4 separate regions of the Mus musculus genome follow, and regions 1, 2 and 3 are each linked to region 4. A link is a loop called in an ENCODE intact Hi-C map of the cell type or tissue named here. Cell type or tissue: heart. All regions are shown on one strand. Region 1 has its middle 84 kb from the start of Sec61g. Region 2 holds the start of Egfr (epidermal growth factor receptor). Region 3 has its middle 17 kb from the start of Sec61g. Region 4 holds the start of Fbxo48 (F-box protein 48).

Region 1 (5,000 bases), 360 kb before region 4:
ACAAGGATAAATTTTAAAAACAAAAATGCAAAACGATGGTGGGTGATTTTAAGACTCCCTTCTCATCCATTGACAGGTCATCACAGCAAAAAATAAACAATAAAAAAATAGGAGTTAAATGCCGTCATGGATCACATGTAACTACTACCTACATCCTGTCTGATAACAATTACATAAAGGCAGCAATCCATCCCAAGAGAAACTGCAGAAGTACACAAACTAGTGGGGATTAGACAGCATGGTGTTGGAGGCTAAGCGGGTCACCAAAGAAATCAAGATGGAAATGATTTGCACAATTTTATCTGAGAATTGAAAACTAATACATAATTACTTACAAGACAATTTAGTAAACCAAAATCATGATATGTATACGAACTAATATTCAGCTTTAAAATGAAGGAAGCTCTGACAAAATATGGGTGAACCTTGAGGACAGGTGATACATAAACAGTCACAGAAAATCAATTTATGTATGTCACATGGGTGACAACTGCAATCAAATTCATCAGGTCAGAAAACAGAGTGATAGGCTACAGCAGCTAGAATAATGGGGGTGGGGGTGGGGGTGGGGGTGGGGGGCTGGAGTGGTTGTTTTTATGGAATAAACATTAGTTAAAGAAAATGAAGTTCTAAAAATTAATGTTGGTGAATTCCCTACTGGTGAATCCATTCAACACCAGTGAATTTAAATTCTTATGAGGTATATTATTTTGTACTTCACAATTTAAAAAATGTAGAAAATGATGAACCTGTTAAAAAGTCTCTAAGCCCCCTTATCTTGATTGTTGCCCCTCTGACTTAGGGGACTAAAATTCACAGGTAATTCAGATACTTCGATACAGTGGGAATACTGAGGTCTCCGGAAGGAAGCTAAGCATGAAGCAGCTGCTGTTGTTGTGTGAGTTTGCACAGATTGTAGTTTGAGGGAAGTTGGTTTAATGGCTTCAATACAGTTGACTGCTGGGAAGAAAATAAAAAATGGAACCACTTAAGCAGTAAACAAAATTGTAAGAAACATAAGTAAAGGGGCTTTTGTAGATGCTACTTATCTAAATAAAAGACATTTTCACCTCCATCAAATAAATTAAATAAGTTTCAAATTTAAAAAAATTACAGTACATAAGGGAAAAACAGATTAGTAGAGATCTCTTTGTTTCGGTTGGCATTCTTTCAAGGATCCGCCCAACAGTTACCTAGCAACAGCCAGGTTGGCCTGGCTTACTGTAAAAGGGATTGTTTGACCTCTCCCTATCTCTCTGACTCTCTTCTCCCTTTGACTGACCCCTTTCTCCCTCTCTCCCCATTTCCGGTCTCCCCTTTTCTCGATGCTCTCTGGCCTGCCTCTTTTCTTTCTCTCCCTCTATTCCCTTCTCAACTCCCCTTCCCATGTCCCCAAATAATCTCTATGCTACCTTGGGAGGGGGCCTCGTCGTTGGCTTGCTTAGGTACGCCCTCCTACTGCATCGTAAGGTGCTCTAGAAAACATATCCCCGTTTCTATAAAACACATAAGTTTCTCTAAAACAAACCTTAAAAGATTACAGTGCATGGAAATAAGACAAACATAATTATAATAAAGTGAGTAAAAATCAAGGAAGAAGATGAAGCGGTGTTGTTTTTACAAATACAACTCCACATATGTGAAAGAAACAGAATAGAAAAATACTCTCAAAATTATCCTTAGAGATTGAGATTTTTCAAAGCTTCCGACACTTTTATCCACACTTAATGTGTGAGATTTTAGCAATACTATTACTTAACACTTACAATTAGAAAAGCTTTAATGCTATATTTAGCAACATAGGAAACGTTTCCCACTTCCAGCAGATTTTTCTGTTTGTTTGTTTGTGGGAAGCAGGCTGAAGGAAGATGATTATAACCAGCTGCCCCTTCAATGGATCAGGACTCAAACTTCTTTGCCTGGGGTTAGCACCGGTCTTAGATGTATCCCGAGAGTAGAACATGGCTGCTTCTTGTGGGTGAGGAAGGCCCTTTTGCTGCTGTGAGATTTATAAATAGGGTCACCCAGGCGTGTAGTGACGCTGAGTGACTTGGCCATAGTAACCAAGTGAGTCAGCAGGAGGCCAGGCTCCGGTCAGAATGCACTCATCCGGAGCAGCTCTGGGAGCAGCAACAGCTGCCATGGAGAGCTGGAGGAAGACCTTTTGTAGAGCCCTGTGAGGAATGCAAGGCACGTGGTGTGTTTGAGTAACCAGGCTTGCCAGATTGCCTTTCAAGTGCAGAGCCCAGGGGGATGCAGCCAAAGGAGAGCAGAGGGTTACTGACGTGTTTTCAGGGGGTTTTCTTAGCCTGAGTGAGTAAGGCATGCCCTTCTCTCTTCCAAACAGGGAGGCTGCAGGTTGGTGGTCAGACCACCTGGCCCTGCTGCTACTCAACTTTCATTAAACCTTCTGTAGCCCATTTTGGAGTCTTTTCTTTGCAGGTTTATCAATCTCCATGTAGTCAGCAAGGGCAACCGCAATGCTTTTCTCCTGGCCCCTGGCATGGCCAGGTTGGCTGGGCCCTGAAGGTGCTTTTTTGCCCTAGTAGCTGAGATCTACATTTGTCCCTCATCTGTATTCTGAATTCATGGAGATTTCTGTGCGGAGAGTGCTGGACAAGTTGAAACTGGGCAGGTATTTCTCAGGAATGTTTTTAGAATTCCATTTGAATGCCTTTTCTCTAGTGTCATTTACTGTAGCTGAAGCAGCCAAATTACTGGGATACTCACTGACCAAGACAGGCTGACTGCTGGTCAGCTATCAACCTGGCTCTACAGAAGCGAAAGGATCCGTGGGATCTGCTAGTGTGTGTGTGTGTGTGTATGTATGTGTGTGTGTGTGTGTGTGAGAGAGAGAGAGAGAGAGAGAGAGAGAGAGAGAGAGAGAGAAAGAGAGAGAGAGAGAGCGCACGAGTGAGAGACAGAGACAGAGAGAGACAGAGACAGAGACAGAAGCTTCAGAATATTTCAAAGCTCCCTGGGATGTGAACATTCAGAAGTTGAGAAGCTGGTGTGGAGCATAACAGGCCACCCTTGCCAAGATGGCTTCTGATACTGTTGTGTTTTATAAAAAGAAAGAGGATACGTTTGATAAAGCCAGGTATGGTGAGGTGGGAGGGGTGCCTTGGCGGGTCATGACAGGTATAGTGTAGACAGAGTTTATTTAGGGCATGGGAAGCGGGGGGGGGGGGGGGTTAGAAGGAAGTAGAGGCAGAGAAAAACACACAGAGGGGGAGAAGGGAGGTGGGGAGAGCGGGGGTAGGGGGGGAAGGCTGTCCAGGAACAGGTGGAGAGGGGTGCGGAGGAATGGGAGGGAGGGAGAAAGGGGTCAGGGAGAGAAGAGAGTCAGAGAAAATTAGAGAGTAAGAGGAGGGAGCAAACAACCCCTTTTATAGTGAGCCAGGCCTACCTGGCTGTTGCCAGGTAACTGTTGGGCGGAGCCTAGAAGGAATGCTAACAGATAACTGTACTTATCCTGAATCTTGCTGCAGGCCTGTCCTCCTGGGCAGGGGCAGCAAAGAGTGGGAGCTCTGGCTTCAGAGGAGAGCATGTGGATCTGTTCCTTTCCTTGGCAGGCCTGGAACTCACTCTGTAGACCAGGCTGGCCTCGAACTCAGAAATCCGCCTGCCTCTGCCTCCCGAGTGCTGGGATTAAAGGCGTGCACCACCACGCTGGGCTCCACTTTGTTTTAAAAGTTGCTTTTTCAGTTTGCTGTGTAAAAACTTTTAGTTGAGTTCCCAGTGGTACTCTGTGCTGTTTTAAATTGTTTGAGATGTAGGTTTCTTCAAATGCCTACCATTTCTTCTGAGGAGGCTACAAGAAACCTGTTTCAGGAGATATAGGGAAGGAAGATTGTATCTGAGGGTTGTTTGGGCAAAGAGGTTTGGCTGGGTGGGTGGTTGGGAAAAGAATTGAGTAAGATTCTCCATCTCTGTTGTCTTCTGTCTCTAGCACCTAGTGACAGAACCTGACGAGGATCGACTATCAAACTAAGTAGGCAGTTACACACACACACACACACACACACACACACACACACACACACCAGGAGCAGAATATACAGAAGAATGAAAGCTAAGAACAATAGTTACTAGCACATGGTTTACCCTAACTTGTCGCTGTCAGTGTCCTTCAGATATGTCAGAACCCAACCTGGCCATAGCCCCAGCCATATCTGTTTTCACCACCAATTTCTGAATGAAGTTCAAACACCACAACCCCCCCCCCCCCACACACACACACACACACACACGGAGTGTGTATCCCACCTAAGGGATTTTCTTCTCTTCGTATTCATAACACTGCTGGCCAATGACTATATATAAATAATGTTCTTCATTGTTGTGGCCAAATGTCAGACAAGAAGCAGTCAAGAGAACTTATGTTGGCTCAGGGTCTGGAGGATATGGTGACCCTTCAGGATAGAGAATTAATAGTAGCAAGCAGTATATTTGGTAATTCAGAAAGCAAAACAGGGGATGCCAAGAGTTAGCTGGTTTTCTTTTTATTCCCCTTTTTATTCAGTTTAGGGCACGGCAGCTAGGACTGGCACTTAAAACATCACTATCTTTCTCCAGCCAAGATATGCTACACTGTAAGTAGGTGACATTTCCCAGAATCCTACCTAGTGGCTGCTCGGACCTTTCTAACTTCCTGTTACAAAAGGACGCTGGAGCAAACTGGGTAGGAAACACATTTATTATTCTTGCTCCCTTTGATACAGTTAGAGCGTGTATGACTAGAATTTTGAGGGTCCATGCATGTCTTTAAAGTTCTCTTCCTGTAGCCTGGGTACCAAGATTCTCTGTGAAAGGAACATCTTGATTTATGATGTTAGTCCTCAATTGCCCTTCTGTGTTTAGCTCAGTCTCTCACTTGTCAATTTATGGTATAGAACTGAGGGTTCTCTCCTACCCTTAAGCCATGATTCCTAAGCATTTATCTCAGCCTTTAGCATTAGGCCTTGTTTCTAATCTCCTGATTATGGATTATTCTTTCT
Region 2 (5,000 bases), 200 kb before region 4:
CTAAATTAGGGGACCAAGTGATTTTGTGAAAAACTCAGAGACTTTGGATTGAATGGAAGCAGGGGACATTCCTCTGATAGCTAAGAAGTAGGGACATTGGTTGGTCTTTGCTGAAGGAATTTAGTTGTGGGTCCTGAAGTTCAGGGACACATTTCTACTGGTCAAATTCTAAGTGAACTTACTTGGCAATTTGCCTCCTGATGTGCGGCAGGGCTAGCTGAGGTCACTAGAGGATGCTAACTGCTCTAAAGATTTGTTCACTGCTGTTATGTCAAGTCTCTGCTTTTGTGGAGGAATTTGCCTCATGTGTACGTTGCTTTGCTTTTCAAGCACTCCAGACTGGCTCCAGGTGTAGAAAATGCCATGTTCTTCAACATGCATGCTTTCATCCAGCAAATATACTGAGGCCCTTCTAAGTGTCAGGAGTTGGCTGCCCTTCTTTCAGAAGACATGGAGGGTTCTTGATGGGATCTGAAGGACCCTTGGACTTCTTAGTGCCACTTCAGACTTGAGGCACCCGCCTCTGCCTGTGCTGTTGGAAACTGCTGCCAAGTCAGCCTGACCCTTCTGAGATCCTGGAGAAGTTATGGAGAATACGTGAACAGCGTCCCCACCTGTGTTATTCTCCAACCTGTGCTCTGTGGTTGGACAGTTTGTAACCGAGGTGGTCCAGAGTTGTTTGGTTAATTGAAAGAAAGGAAGGAAGAAGGTGGGAGACAGAGGGAAGGAAGGAGGGGACCCTGGCATAGATTGGCTGGACTTCCTAGGTCCTGAAATGCAGCGGAGCGGAGTCCCCTCAGAAATTAACTCCAAAGGCCACCCACTGACCCGCTGCACACAGCCAGAACTCGCCCCCAGAGCCTTGTCTAGTGGTGGCCAAGGCCATCCACCACCACCTTCCGGTCACTGCCTGCTTTCGATCCTCGCGGAGAGCGCTTCCTCTCTCCTGACATTCTCCTCCTCTTCGCTCCTCTGGATCCCTCCTCCTTCTTTAGTCCCTCCTCCTCCCGCCCAGCCTCCCCCAGTCCCGACCCGAGCTAACTAGACGTCTGGGCAGCCCCAGCGCAACGCGCAGCAGCCTCCCTCCTCTTCTTCCCGCACTGTGCGCTCCTCCTGGGCTAGGGCGTCTGGATCGAGTCCCGGAGGCTACCGCCTCCCAGACAGACGACAGGTCACCTGGACGCGAGCCTGTGTCCGGGTCTCGTCGTTGCCGGCGCAGTCACTGGGCACAACCGTGGGACTCCGTCTGTCTCGGATTAATCCCGGAGAGCCAGAGCCAACCTCTCCCGGTCAGAGATGCGACCCTCAGGGACCGCGAGAACCACACTGCTGGTGTTGCTGACCGCGCTCTGCGCCGCAGGTGGGGCGTTGGAGGAAAAGAAAGGTAAGGGCGTGTCCCACCGGCCCGCGCCCCCTGCGAGCTAGCTCGCCCAGTCCCAACCTCCGCTCGGGACTCTAAGTCCCCAGCCGCCCGCTCCTCCTCTTCTGGCTCCCAAAGGCGGCCGGGACCATAGGAGGAACTGGACGGAGTCTGGAATGGGCGAGACTGGGGCCGCCGAAGGAAGGGAGACTGGGCTAGGAGCAGAGGGGCTGCCAGGGCAGCGTGGGAGCCGCGGCTGTGCGCTCCGGGGCTCTTGACTGCTGCCAACTTAGTTGCCTCACTTTCCTGCGCTCAGTAGGCGTTCGGAGCAGAAACGTGGTGCGGGACAGCGCGGGACGCCGGGCATTGGCGCACGTGCGCCCAGTACTGTCAGGGAGAGCGGAGGGACCCCGGATCCTCAAGCGGGTCGGGTGTGTCCCACCCGCTCAGTGTGAGAGTTGAGGGACTGGAGTGCGAACCAACGCGCCCCTGGTCAAGGTCGGAACCTCTGAGACGCGCGGTTTCCTGAGCGCGGTTTCCCTCAACTCCTCTCTTCTCCAGCAGGGTACTCTCAGGACCTGGTAGCCTGAGTCCCAATGTAGCTTGCAGATTTCTGGCTTGCCCTTTCGCGGGTGTGTAGTTGCAGCAATGACCTGGAAGTGTGGAGATCTCTCTGTCACTAACCACCTAGGACTTCTGGGAAGAGATGGTGTTAGTGGTCATTTGCTTCTTCACTAGGAAAAAAAAAAGGAGGGCGTGGGGGTGGCGGGTGGGGTGGGTCGATTCCGCCTCTTAGGCATAGAGCATGCCAGAGACTTGCCAGGCTAGGTGCACTGGTTGGGGACCAAGGCTCCATGCCAGATTGGAGCTAGCGTTGCGGGGTGGCTACTTCCCCTGGGATCCCTGAATTTGCCCTTTCCCAGAAGCTTGGGCTGCTGCAGCATCACTTGCCTTTGCAATGGATGGCTGACCTCCTTGTGACAGCTGGGCCCTTGGGTGTAGTGCACCCTTGGTGTTTCAAAATGAGGCCGGTAGCAAACTTTCTTACTTGTTAGCTGAGACGTTCCCTCTTGGGTTTCTTTTTCTTTTCTTTCCTTCCACACCCCTCCCCCCCCCCAAGTGATTGATATTTGGCCAACTAAAATATAACCCCTAATTAAAAAGAAACATTGATGTCCATGGATCACACATGCCAACTGTCCAGACGGAACATGAACAAGTCTGGCTTCATGACTATCCGACCATAAACCCACTTGACACGAGAAACATGCCTCGGAAGGTTTAATTGCACAATTTCAAAATCCAGCCGCTCGGGTTCCAGGAGTCAGGTCTGCACTTGCTGTTGATGTCATCCGCATCCAAGTTGGACTTGGGGGTTGGTGCTCCGTGCACTTTTGTTGGAGGGGGTGTAAGGCTCAGTTTCCCAAACTTAACTACACAATGAAATCATTTGGGTTTAAAAATCAACAAGCAAAACAAACTACACCCCTCCTCCGTTGTTTAGCTACCACTCCATACACTCAGATTTCACGGGTCGATCTTGAGAATTAGAATTTTCAAAACTCTTGTAGCATTTGATTTGAGACTCGCTAGCATAAATGAAAAATTGATAACATCTAAAGGAAGACTACCACGACGGTTCTAACGAGCAGGAGTCTGGGAAATCTTGCAGTACAGGAAATAGCAGGGATAAAGTCGGTAAAGAGGGCTTGCTTTTTTCACAGATGGGATGGAGCACTGTGGAGCTTTTCTCCTACCTTCCTTAGCTGAAGGGCTCCAGGCCCCATCGGTCAGTTGCCTGGCATCTGTGCCTACCCATAGGACTCCCTCCCCTAGTTTTCAGTTTCCCTTAGAGCCCCTGTAGAACACCAGTTGTCTCAGCTTAACTCTGTGTTTCTTCGCTGTTAGGTGTTACTGTTATGAACACTGTTAGTGGTTGGAGATTTGTTTTCGGTTAAATAAAAATGCCACTTCATCTGTCTGTTTGTATGATATTCACTTAAAGCCAAATGCTTCTGGGTGTAGCAGGAAAGGTAGCAAGCAAATATTTATCTGTCAAAGTAACGTAAAAAGGCTAAGTTCTAAAGGACAGATTATTGAAAACGTGAGACACCCTTTCTGCAACAGGCTGATAAAAGATTTGTTTGTTTAATTGGTCAGTTTTGTTCCAGACTGGCTCCCTTAGTTGAGGTAGGGTGTTTATCCTTCCCTCCAAATCTATGGTACCATATGTAAATGTCATCAAAGCAGAAGACAGTTAGACTCTGTTTTCAGTGCATTGTCAGTCCTCACATTGCATGTAGTGAGAGGTGATTCTCATCATCTGTTTGGGGAACCTATGCACAGAGAAGTGTAGTGATTTTCCCCCATAGCTGTTAAGAAGTGATGCCAAAATTGATTCAAGTTCCTTCCACCTCCAAACTACACTACCTTATTGTAGGAGGACCAGGCTAGGTTAGGTGTGTAAATGACTCAGTTCTGATGCTAGAAGGATAAGGACCAGGAAACAGGCATTTGAAAAATCAGTCCCCATCTGAAGCTTGCTTGTTTAGTGGCCTACTTTCCTGTTCATGGATGCTGTGGTCTCCTGGGTTGCCTTTGATGGGGGCAATGTTGTCACTAAAACAAAATATGGGCAAGGTATTAGCTTGGACTTGCTGAGCAAGTTCCACCTGTACCATGATGGCAGGAGAAGGCGCTTCTTTGGAAAAGATCCTGTGCAGAGCAAATGAGGAGAGAAGGGACCCTCAGCCTGAATAAGGCAGTGGAGTTTGGAGGTGGAACCAACTTGAAGGGGATTCCAAAGGCTTCTCAAGACTGTCTGTCTGTCTGTCTGTCTGTCTGTCTGTCTGTCTCTCAGAAGACTGGGTCTTGGGAAGCCCAGTACTGGCTTTCTATCCAAGAAGCTTATGTTTTCATTCCAGGTCTAGATTAGATGGAAAGTCCCACTGGAACTCCAGGCTTCTGAAGTCTCCTTTCTAGATTCAGTAAATGTTTATTGCTTGTCTAAGATGTGGCAGACATTATGAGTTTAAAGGGGGATCTTAATGATTATATTATTGCTTCCAAACATATGTAGTTCTTGAAACCACTAGTTAAACATTGGTAATCTGCTTTTCAAATATGTAAAACAGACTAGTACTCCGACTGACTTTCTTACGGTGCACATTCCCAGTGGTAGGACATGATGTTATCTGAAGTCAGGTGGTGACACCAATAGACTCAACAGCTTCCGTTGGCTTTATTTACTTAGCCTCATAAGTCATAACTTTTCTAAAAGGAAAAAAAGGTGCTGGATTTGATATCTTAATCTCTGAAGGCTCTATCACTACCAAAATGTCTGGTCCTTTTGACGGGCTATCTGTGAAACGTGTATGCTAAGAATGGCTTTCAATCTTAGCAGTTCAAGCAGCTTGCTTTAAAAGCTATATGGGAATTATCACAGGGGGCCCTTCTTTCATGTTTACACTTCTGGGTGATTTCTTTCCAACAGACCTAGATTCCAAGTACCCTTTTCTAACTCTGTTCAACTTTTCATCAACAAAAGGCTAAACTTAAAGTTTTGGAACATTTTTTTTTTATCCCTAAATATCTCTGCAATTTCATTGTTACTGAGGAGTCCCCACACATAAGCTGCTTT
Region 3 (5,000 bases), 420 kb before region 4:
GGTGTTTTGGTCCCTGGGAGCTCTGGGAGTTCTGATTGTTTGATATTGTTCTTCTTATGGGGTTGCAAACCCCTTCAGCTCCATCAATCCTTCCCCTAACATCTCCATTGGGATCCCCATGCTCAGTCCGAAGGATTCTGAAGTACATGCATCTATGTTGGTCAGGCTCTGGCAGAGCCTCTCAGGAGACAGCTATATCAGGCTCCTGGCAGCAAGAAATTCTTGGCATCACTAACAGTATCTGGGTTTAGTGTCTGCATATGGTATGGATCCCGAAGTGAGGCAGTCTCTGGATGACTTTTCCTTCAGTCTCTGCTCCACTTTTTGTCCCTGTATTTACTTTAGACCAGAGGAATTCTGGGTTAATATTTTTGAGATGGGTAGGTGGCCCCATTCCTCAACCAGGGGCCATGCCTAACCTCTGTTATGGTCCTTACAGGTTCTCTCTCTCTCTCTCTCTCTCTCTCTCTCTCTCTCTCTCTCTCTCCTTAGTTGGATATTTCAGCTTATGTCATCCTCGTTGTTTTCTAGGAGCCTCTTGCTTTCCTGGCATCTGGGACTTTCTAGCGGCTATCCCCATTTCCCCATCCAATTTCCTGAACAGAACACCAATGGCCCAGGCTCTAAGATCAACTATAGACAAATGGGATCTCATAAACTTGCAAAGCTTCTGTAAGGCAAAGGACACTGTCATCTTAACCAACCCTACATCTGGTAGAGGGCTAAGATCCAAAATATACAAAGAACTCAAGAAGTTACATTCCAGAGAACCAAATAACCCTATTAAAATGGGGTACAGAGCTAAACAAAGAACTCTCATTTGAGAAATATCGAATAGCTGAGGAGCAGCTAAAGAAATGTTCAACAACCTTAGTCATCAGGGAAGTGCAAATCTAAACAACCCTGAGATTCCACCTCACACCAGCCAGAATGGCTAAGATCAAAAATTCAGTTGACAGCAGATGCTGGTGAGGATGTGGAGAAAGAGCAACACTCCTCCATTGCTGGTAAGATTGCAAGCTGGTACAATCACTCTGGAAGTCAGTCTGGCAGTTCCCCCAGACAATTTATATCACTCTTGGGCATAAGCCCAAAAGATTCTCCAACATATAACAAGGGCACATGCTCCATTATGTTCATAGCAGCCTTATTTATAATAGCCAGAAGCTTAAAACAACCTAGATGTCCCTCATCAGAGGAATGGATACAGAAAATGTGGTACATTTACACAATGGAGTACTACTCAGCTATTAAAAACAATGACTTCATGAAATTCTTAGGCAAATGGGTGGGACTAGAAAATATCCAGAGTGTAGTAACCCAGTCACAAAACACACATGGTATGTACTCACTTATAAGTGGATATTAGGCAAAAAGCTTGGAATACCCATGATACAACTCACAGACCATATGAAGCTCAAGAAGAAGGAAGACCAAAAATAATCAAGGGAGGTAGAGAGAGAGAGAGGAATTAAGGGAGGGAGAAAGGAGTGGGGAGGAAATAAGAGGCCAGGATCAGGTGTGAGAGGAGACAGGGGAGATGTACAGAGGATCAGGCAATTGAACAGAGGTGTGTAGCATTTGAAATTTTATGTTGCTGGTTGTGCTCAGTCTTCTTGCACTCCATATGGTCTATTGCAACCCCTTGAACATATAACTTTTATAACTCATGATTGGCTTATTATGCAATGCATAACATTGTAGTTTTGATTATTATATGTCTTAGTGAAGTTAGTATTTTTGTGATGAAACCCCATGACTAAAAGCAAACTGGGGAGGAAAGGATTTATGTGGCTTACATTTTCACACCACCTCCCATAGGTGGAAGAAGTTAGGACAGGAACTCAAGCAGGACAGTAGGAGCTCCTGGAGGCAGGAGCTAATGCAGAGGCTATGCAAAAGTGCTGCTTACTGTTCCCAATGCCTTGCACAGCCATTCTTATAAAACCTGTGACCACCAATCCAAGGATGGCACCATGCACGATAATCTGGGCCTTGCCCATCAGTGACTAATTAAGAAAATCTCCTACAGGCAGAGCCATTTTCTCAATTGAGGTTTCTTCCTCTCTAAAGACTCTAGCTTGTGTCAAGTTAACATAAAACTAACCAGCACATCATACTATAATACAGTTGTTTACAATAGCCTATTGATTGACATAGACTACGTACATGTATGAAAGAGTCATAAACTCATCATTTTGAATAATTAGCAAACACAAACAAGGAAGTGGGAGGTATAAAATTATATACATGTACTTGTGTTATTTAGTTTGAATCTTGAAACAAAAATTAGAATCTGTACTAGGGAACAAGTATTAAACACTAAAAGAACCATGGTGATGCATATTTCTATGTGAAATATCTGGAAAAGACACAAGATGGCGATGTTCCACCAAGAAAATATACACAAATTCTGTGGCTGTATCCAAACCCTGGTGAGCCCTTGGACTGATTCCCCTCCATGCTCTTTTCCAAGGAGCTTTGGAAGCCATTTCTAGTATTGTAATTGCTATCTCCAATCAAAAACTATCCTTTAAACATCTCAAAATCGTATTAACTTTCTCTTTTCAGCTATCACTAATACAGTTCAAAAGTGCAGTAGTTTGATATCAGTACAATATTTACTACTATGGACACTCCTGCCTACTGAATGTTGAAAACTCAGTATAAGTCTATTGTAAAATAGCACCCTAATTTTTTAAAGAGTGCTTGGATCCCTCTAGAGTTCCTGATTTTGTGTTTCAGATAGTCATAAATAGAGGGCAGTGCAGGAACATGGATCTCTGACACAGTGGTGTGGGAAAGACGGAGGAACTGACTCTAAGTCTGTGCACTCTTTAACAACTTTGTCATCTAGGAAAGAAGACATAGCCAGGTTGTTAGGGAGCACCAAGAAACATTCATTCACTCAATGCTACAGAGGAAAGAAAATGGATCCATTTCCCAAACTATCTATTTGATTCAGAATCGCTTTCTTTCTTTCTTTCTTTCTTTCTTTCTTTCTTTCTTTCTTTCTTTCTTTCTTTCTTTCTTTCTTTCTTTCTTTCTTTCTTTCTTTCTTTCTTTCTCTCTGTGACACAGTCCAGCAAAGCCATACTGATGGAAGTGGAAAGGTCAGCGTAGGAACTTTGGGAAGGTCATGAAACCCTCAGCCCTCTGGAAGGGAGAGGCTAATTAGCATTTCTCAGACCTAAGGGCAGGAACCTGCGGGTGGGGACACATTCCTCAGGACAGACCATTGCTCACCTTCAGACAAGGGAAGTCCTTGTCACCTCATTCCCTAAAGACCAATCAGTTTAAAAGGTGCACTGTTCAGCCAATCATATTGTGCCTAGTTGCAGATGCTCTGTTCTGGCCCTGGAAACCATATAAAAATTCCCCAAACTGGTGCTGGGGGGTCACTGCCTCTCCTTTGGGTCTGGACGACTCCAGTGCACTGGAACAATAAATTCCTCTTGCTTTTTGCGTTGATCCTGACTCCACATGGTTCACTCAGGTGTCCCTGGTAAGCTAAGGCTCCCCGGAGTCTTACAAGACTTTGCCACTCTGGTGGCAACAGAAAAATCCAGAAAAGGACATTTGGACTTTGGGTCTAATGTCCAATTTTTATGTGATCCCTGCACTGACAGATGCTCAGCAGCCAAGGCAAGATGATGGAATTGATGGTACATATTACCGTTAAAGTCTCTGGTCTGTGAGAGAGGGACTTGTGGATTGTAATTATGGTACTCCAGGATAGAGACTCAGCCTGCCCTGAATATTGTGCATAATTCTTTGAGCTTGTTCCCAAGTGGCTCTAAGCTCTAGTTTGCTTTTCTAAAAGATGAAGGAAGCCACATCTTTCTCACGGGATTGTTTGTAAGATTAACAGATGCTCTGTGCAAGTGCTGGCACTCAAGGTCTCATTATGCGATTAGTTTGTGTCCCTCCTCTCTTTTGTGGTTACCTGCAATCCTGTGACTAATTCTCTGCTTCTGAGATAAATTCCAGTGGCAAACCTCCAAGTGAGTGCAGGGCTCTGGTCCTGAATGTTTATAAAGGGATGTGAGCATGCTCCTCACAAGGTTTGCTCATATTTTCTGTCCTTTCTTCTGAATCTGGGTAGAAGATTAAATTCTGTCCATTTCTTTTGGCAACAGTAGTTTGCTAAACCTTTCCAAGGGGGACCTTCATATGTCTACACCATGTGATAAGCTGGAAGATGAGAACTTCCCAAGGATATCTCAGAATCACTTGCCTTTCTTAAACACTGGTCTCTAGGGCTTCCCATTTACATGGTACTGTGCTGATCTTCATGTTGCAGCCCCTCACATATCTCAGTCACCTGGACATGGCATCATGTGGTTGTATACATCAGTCATTAGAATACATATATTCCCTCAGCTAATATGGATTTTGAACATCCCTGCAGGGCCCATGCTCCCAAATGTTCATGCCACAGGAAGATTGATGAACTGCTAAGAGGTGGGGTCTATTAGAAGGAAGTAAGGTCACTTATTTGAAAAGGACTATGGGACCCTGTTCTCTTCCTTTGTCTCTGGTTGAGTCCTGGACATGACATGATCCACTTTTCTCCATAAGCATACTTGTTGAATGATGCACTGTCTTATCTCAGGGCTGAAGCCAACTTATCGTAGACCAAAAGTGTGAGAAACAAAACCAAACCAACTTTTTCCTTATAAGCTGGTCCTCTCACACATAAAAGGAAAGCAGATGTACTCTGTCCAACATCATCTATGATTTTTCTTGTATCCTTCCCCTTAACATCTAGCTGATGGTCACCCAGAAGTCCTAACCAGTCAGTTCCTGCACCTTCTCCCTGGCTTCAGCAGGCTGCAGCATTCTCCTGCAAGTTTCTCTCTATTCCTGTACCACCCTACCATGCTCTTCTCTTCCAGGTCCAGGTGTAAACTCTTAATATGCTGCCAATCTGGAGTCCTTCCCTTTAGCTTCTTGCACAGCTTCTTATTGCAGCTAACTTAAAATCTATGCTCCTGTGG
Region 4 (5,000 bases):
AAAGAGGAGAAACTCAACAATTGAGGATTTCTTTACTGTGATTCAAAAACAAAAAGTGGTGTCAAAGCCATCTTTCTGTATTCCATGACCCAAGGTCTCGGGAAGATGAGGGGAACATCTGTCCATATCCGGCTGAGTAAAAGAACTGTGCAGGTTGTAAAAAGCTGGGTCTCATGGACCGGGCATCTACAAACCATCACTGTTTCCCTCTCACATTCAAATGATTTAGACCTGGAGGCCAACCACTGTCTGATCCCGACCACTGCAGAGGATAAGGGCCTTTGTCTGAGTTCTGGGTTATGTCCAAAGATGGAGGTCTAGGGAAAGATGAAGACGACACTTTATAATTTTGTCTAAATGTGTCTTATTTATGTCTGAGTTTAAAAAGGAACATGTGGAAGGCTCAGCTCCATCTTTCCTTACAACAGCACTACATTGGCCTTCCCCACATGAGGAGTATTGAAGAGAACTGACTATTTTGTCTGCCTTACTGAAAACACTCACTGAATTCCTGGAGTCTGTTTTCTCTGCTCCTCGCATGTGTCAGTCAAGGGCAGGATCAAAGTCCAAATAGTTTATGTTCGCCCAGGGTCACTTAAGAGGGATGCTTAATTAGAACTCAAGAGAGAAAGTTGAGGTTTTAGATGGGATTTTCCCATAAGTAACTAAATATTCTTTTCTATCAAAAGAGTAGAACTTTCTCAATCTACCACTATTCTTATTTACGTCTTTACTGTGTGAAAAGCTATGAGGTACTGATAAAGTCAAGTGCAAAGCTGACCTCAAATGTTCTTGTCTATTTGTGTGTGTGTGTGTGTGTGTGTGTGTGTGTGTGTGTGTGTGTGTAGTAACCAATAGCTCTCTTATTGAATTAAAGGCTTGCTGAAAAGGAGGAAAATCATTCCTGGCATTGGAAATCTGAGTAACTAACTAGAGTTTGTGAGTCTTAGAGGAGAACCTACTGTCATCATTTTACTAAACCAACACAATTCCAAACTGAATTCTAAAGTTTTAACCTCATACCCACAGAAAAGTACATTCTCCAACTTTCACCAAAGAAACTTCTTCTTAGAGCAGATGGAGATCATTACATTAAACTACCATGGGTCAAAATGCAAGAACAAGTGCCTGGCTCCAGCTGGTCCATCAAACACACCCCTGCACCCAAGGCTCCGGAAACATCCAGGAAGAAGAAGAAAAACTGCTGTAAGGGCCACATGCCAGGAATCTGCTATGAGACAATGTCTCCTGGAAATGCCGGGGATGTATCACCCATGATACCTCAACAATACAGCTAGCTAAAAAAGACCCAAACAAAGATAACACCAATAGACATCTAACATGGTAGTGAAATATTTCACAGAACCCTACCCCTAGGCAAAGAACTGCAGACAACTAAGGAATGAAGACAGCACAAGAATTAGTCTTCTCTACTGATGAGCCCCTAATCTGTTATCCAATATCAAGTACTGGATACCAAGCCCTGAGCTAGTATGCATGCAAGTAACACGAAACAGAATGAGCACCTGTGTTGATATATTTAGGTGTGTGTGTGTGTGTGTGTGTGTGTGTGTGCATAAGAGGGGGGGTAGAGGAAAGAGAGGAAGAGGTTATGATTTCAAGAGGAAGGAAGGAAAACAATAAAAATCTCAAGGAAAATTTATTGAAATGAATAAAAGAAGCAAGACCCTTCCTTGGTTTTTGACATTTTTATCTCAGTGTAAACAGTAGTGTGTTTGTCAGAATTACATCAATACAAATATCCAGTGCCTTCTAAGGTACCCAACAAATGCTGATGGTTCTTTATATGTAGCTTTCAGCGAAGAGTCAGCATGTTGCAGAGGTCTTCCTTCATGTTAGAGTACTTTGTAATGTATTGAGACTTTTATAAAAAAAAAATGACATTTTCAAATACTCAATGTTTAGTCTTCCAACCTATGAATGCAATAATCCCCATATTAAGTTTCACTGAATTTTTAAAAAGTAAGAATGTCAGTTTTGATGATACTAACTATGCTTCCTCCTAATTCCTCTCAGGTTCACACCCTAGCTCCCTTACTCCCCTCCTCCCTCCCCCCCCCTCTCTCTCATGCTCGCTCACTTGCTTGCTCTCACTCTCCCAGTTGGTGCTATCATTTACTCCTGAGTATGGCTATCCTCTGGTTGTTGCTTGACCTACCAAATGACACACTGTTAAAGAAAACTGACTCTCTCCTCAGAAGCTATCAACTATATATAACTCCCCAGTTAGGAGCAAGAGGCTCTTGAATTAACCCAATTCCACCCTCACCATGGTACTCTAAAATGTTGACTGGCTTGACCTAGTTAGTATAGGTCTGGGTGGGGGGGGGGAACCACAGCTGCTGGAAGTTTATGTGTTGCAGTCCTGTCCTGTCCTGTCCTGTCCAGAAAACAGTTACTAAATTTAACACTGTTACTAAACTTAACTTGGAACTTGGGAAAACAAAACAAAACAAAAAAACCCCGCCAGTAAGTCAATGGTGTCCTCTGCTGGTCAAGGGTGGCATGTACAACATAAAGTTTAGCTGAGGTAAAGATTCAGAAATGGCAGGTTCAGAAATAGTCTACAGGAGCATGAACTCAGAAATGAAAACTAATTCCAGTCAGCAATGGAAGAGCAAGAACTTTAAGCAGAACCCTGGAGAACCACTGCTTGCTTGTCTTGGCTTGCTCAGTTTGCATTCTTACACAACCCAGGACCACCATATGAATGATACTGTGCTACATCCACTCCAGTAGTGACAAGCTCGACAGGCCCTGAAAACCTGGGTGCTGTTCCGAGGCGAAAAGTTCACGGAAACTTAGTCTCCTGGAATCGTGGCATCCTGTATAAAGAATGCTCCAATGCCCTTGCTTTAGTTGGTAAACACATCTGTGTGCTTTCCCTTAATATTGATTTATTACAAGTGCTCCTACGGATTGATATTTTGACATATAGCTAAGTTAGATTCTAGGCAGTCCTTGATCCGACCTTGGGCATGGATAGCTAAGTCACTGCCCTATACAGGAATTTACCATTATCTAGGAAGATGGAAGTTTGTGATCTAAGAAGTAACCAGAGTAGATACTTAGAAATATGGATAGCTGAGTTACACCCATACACAAGTATTTACAATGGCCTAGGGGGAAGGTGGACTATACAATAGACTAGAATAGGAACTGTGGCAAGGGCACAAAGCCCTTGACCCTGGCTTCTAAGATTAAGTGGGCCTTAGGTGGAGATGTTTTTGATCCCAGTTGTTAGCATTGAATTTTATCCCAACTGGTTCCTGCCGGTCCTTCCATGTTTGCATTCCTCTGTTTTGTGTAAGAATCCAGTAACCTCTTTGTACCTTGCCGGTATGTCACCCAACTTCCCTATTTTCTTCTGTATAAAAAGTTTGATGCTCGATTTGACAAATTACATTCAGATTCTACACAATCTCATCTGTCGCTTCTGTTTGTCATTCGCCGACTCCTTGTCCACCTGCAACCAGAGACCCGTTCCACACAGATAGGAGACCCAAAAAGGCGATAGTCTGCGGCAATACTGCCCACAGTGGGCTGGGCTCGCCATAGATCTATCATCAAGAAAATGCCACCATAAACTTGCCTACAGTCCAGTCCGAGTGAGACAATTCCTCATTTGAGGTTCCTTCTTCCAAGGTGTCAAGTTGACAAAAACCAACCAGCACACACCAAATGGTGCCCCCTTCCCCCCACCCCCCCACCACCACCACCACATACACACACACCATTTCCTCTTTCCTTGTATTTCTGACTCATATCTTCTATAGAAAGCTATAGGCTTTCTTATGCCAGCTAGTGGGATGTATGGCTTTGATCGGATTGGTGTTTTTTATGAAAGCAGCTCCCTTCCCTCAGCTCTCACCCCAAGGTCTGTTCCTTCTGGTAAGTCTCTGACTTCTTATTTCAGACATTAACTGGGAATGTGAAGAAGCTCAATACACGAGGTAGTCCGCTCTTAAATGTGTCTTCCCAGGGGAGTCACAGTTTCTTGAATCCATAACAGGGGATATTGAGCGTTTCTATGTATATATATGTACATCCTGGAAAGTTCCCCAGGATGCTTTCTGCCATTAGGCCTAAGTAAACAAGTATCTCTTAGCTTCAACATCTTTATAATCAGAGACATATAGAATGTTCAAACTAAAGGCCGTAAGGGTGTAATATGCAAAAGCAGTCTTAGAGAAATACAGAACTGCACGAAAGACTGGCAAGGGGTAAATGTTGAATGCTAGCAAATATCTTCTCTGGGAACAAAACTACAATGTTCAGCTAACTTAATAACCACATAAGCTGAAAGGTTTGCAATTCCATCGTATATAGCAGTCTCGGTAGTCCTTGATATTTCACTATATTTTTGCAAGATGCTACTAGATAGAATACATACCGCATCGAGCGTTAAGCTTCCCCGGGCAGCTCCCTGGAATGTTACTATGCTAAGAAACAAAGGAAATGAGTAACACGATATTATCATCAAAAAAAATTTCAACGTGAACTTTTTCAGCAACCTTTGTCGAGCACACACCTCAGGGAAGGAGCACCTAGTCAGGTTGCAGAGTCCCCTGGGGAGAGAGAGCCTTGGCGCTCAAACTCTCGGCCGTCTCAAAGCCCTCGCTAGCTACCAAAGCACTTTGGGAGTCCCGCCCTTTGCAAGTCCCGCCCTTTGTAAGTCCCGCCCTTTGTAAGTCCCGCTCTTTTAAGTCCCGCCCATGTGCCCGCTGTCACTCAGCGGGGACGCTGGACCTTGCAGTGACTTGGGCCTCCTTTCTTTCCTTCCCTTACGGTGATGAAACGCAGGGTAAACTACCAATCCCAGAAGGCACCGCGCATGCAAATGGGTGGAGCGAGGCTTGAGAGGGCGGGACATGAAGGCCTTCCGGAAAAGATTCAAATCCGGAGGACTGAAATCGCGGGAGGAGCCGGCACCGCGCCTTTAGGTAGGAGAGGCAGCTCTGCCCTTCCCTGCACAGGGA

What was found. Peaks named below come from ENCODE experiments on the same cell type or tissue, not always from the same donor. Only the 100,000 strongest peaks of a DNase experiment are listed, where the experiment ranks them.
Region 1: it touches region 4 in a loop (6-fold over the local background); 3 of 42 quality-filtered maps call a loop at or near these places.
Region 2: it touches region 4 in a loop (6-fold over the local background); 6 of 42 quality-filtered maps call a loop at or near these places.
Region 3: it touches region 4 in a loop (11-fold over the local background); 35 of 42 quality-filtered maps call a loop at or near these places.

Annotation. Positions count from the first base shown.
Region 1 is chr11:16,589,533-16,594,532 of GRCm38, forward strand. No RefSeq gene overlaps it. Among named protein-coding and RNA genes, the nearest start is that of Sec61g, 84 kb to the left of the region's middle. In heart, no CTCF peak of the experiment used is centred here; a DNase peak (open chromatin) is centred at 2,119; H3K4me3 peaks cover 620 bases; H3K27ac peaks cover 3,028 bases.
Region 2 is chr11:16,751,187-16,756,186 of GRCm38, forward strand. It overlaps Egfr (epidermal growth factor receptor), which reads left to right and starts at 1,017. Exons shown (of 28, transcript NM_207655.2): 1 at 1,017-1,384. The coding sequence starts at 1,297. In heart, CTCF peaks have their summits at 912 (motif pointing left) and 1,944; DNase peaks (open chromatin) are centred at 1,005, 1,605 and 2,295; H3K4me3 peaks cover 1,964 bases; H3K27ac peaks cover 1,387 bases; H3K27me3 peaks cover 3,982 bases.
Region 3 is chr11:16,522,713-16,527,712 of GRCm38, forward strand. No RefSeq gene overlaps it. Among named protein-coding and RNA genes, the nearest start is that of Sec61g, 17 kb to the left of the region's middle. In heart, a CTCF peak has its summit at 2,366 (motif pointing right); no DNase peak of the experiment used is centred here.
Region 4 is chr11:16,946,468-16,951,467 of GRCm38, forward strand. Fbxo48 (F-box protein 48) reads left to right here and starts at 4,943. Exons shown (of 4, transcript NM_176982.2): 1 at 4,943-5,000. Eldr (Egfr long non-coding downstream RNA) reads right to left here and starts at 4,815. Exons shown (of 4, transcript NR_110425.1): 1 at 4,553-4,815; 2 at 4,415-4,463. In heart, a CTCF peak has its summit at 2,515 (motif pointing left); a DNase peak (open chromatin) is centred at 4,804; H3K4me3 peaks cover 1,330 bases; H3K27ac peaks cover 1,517 bases.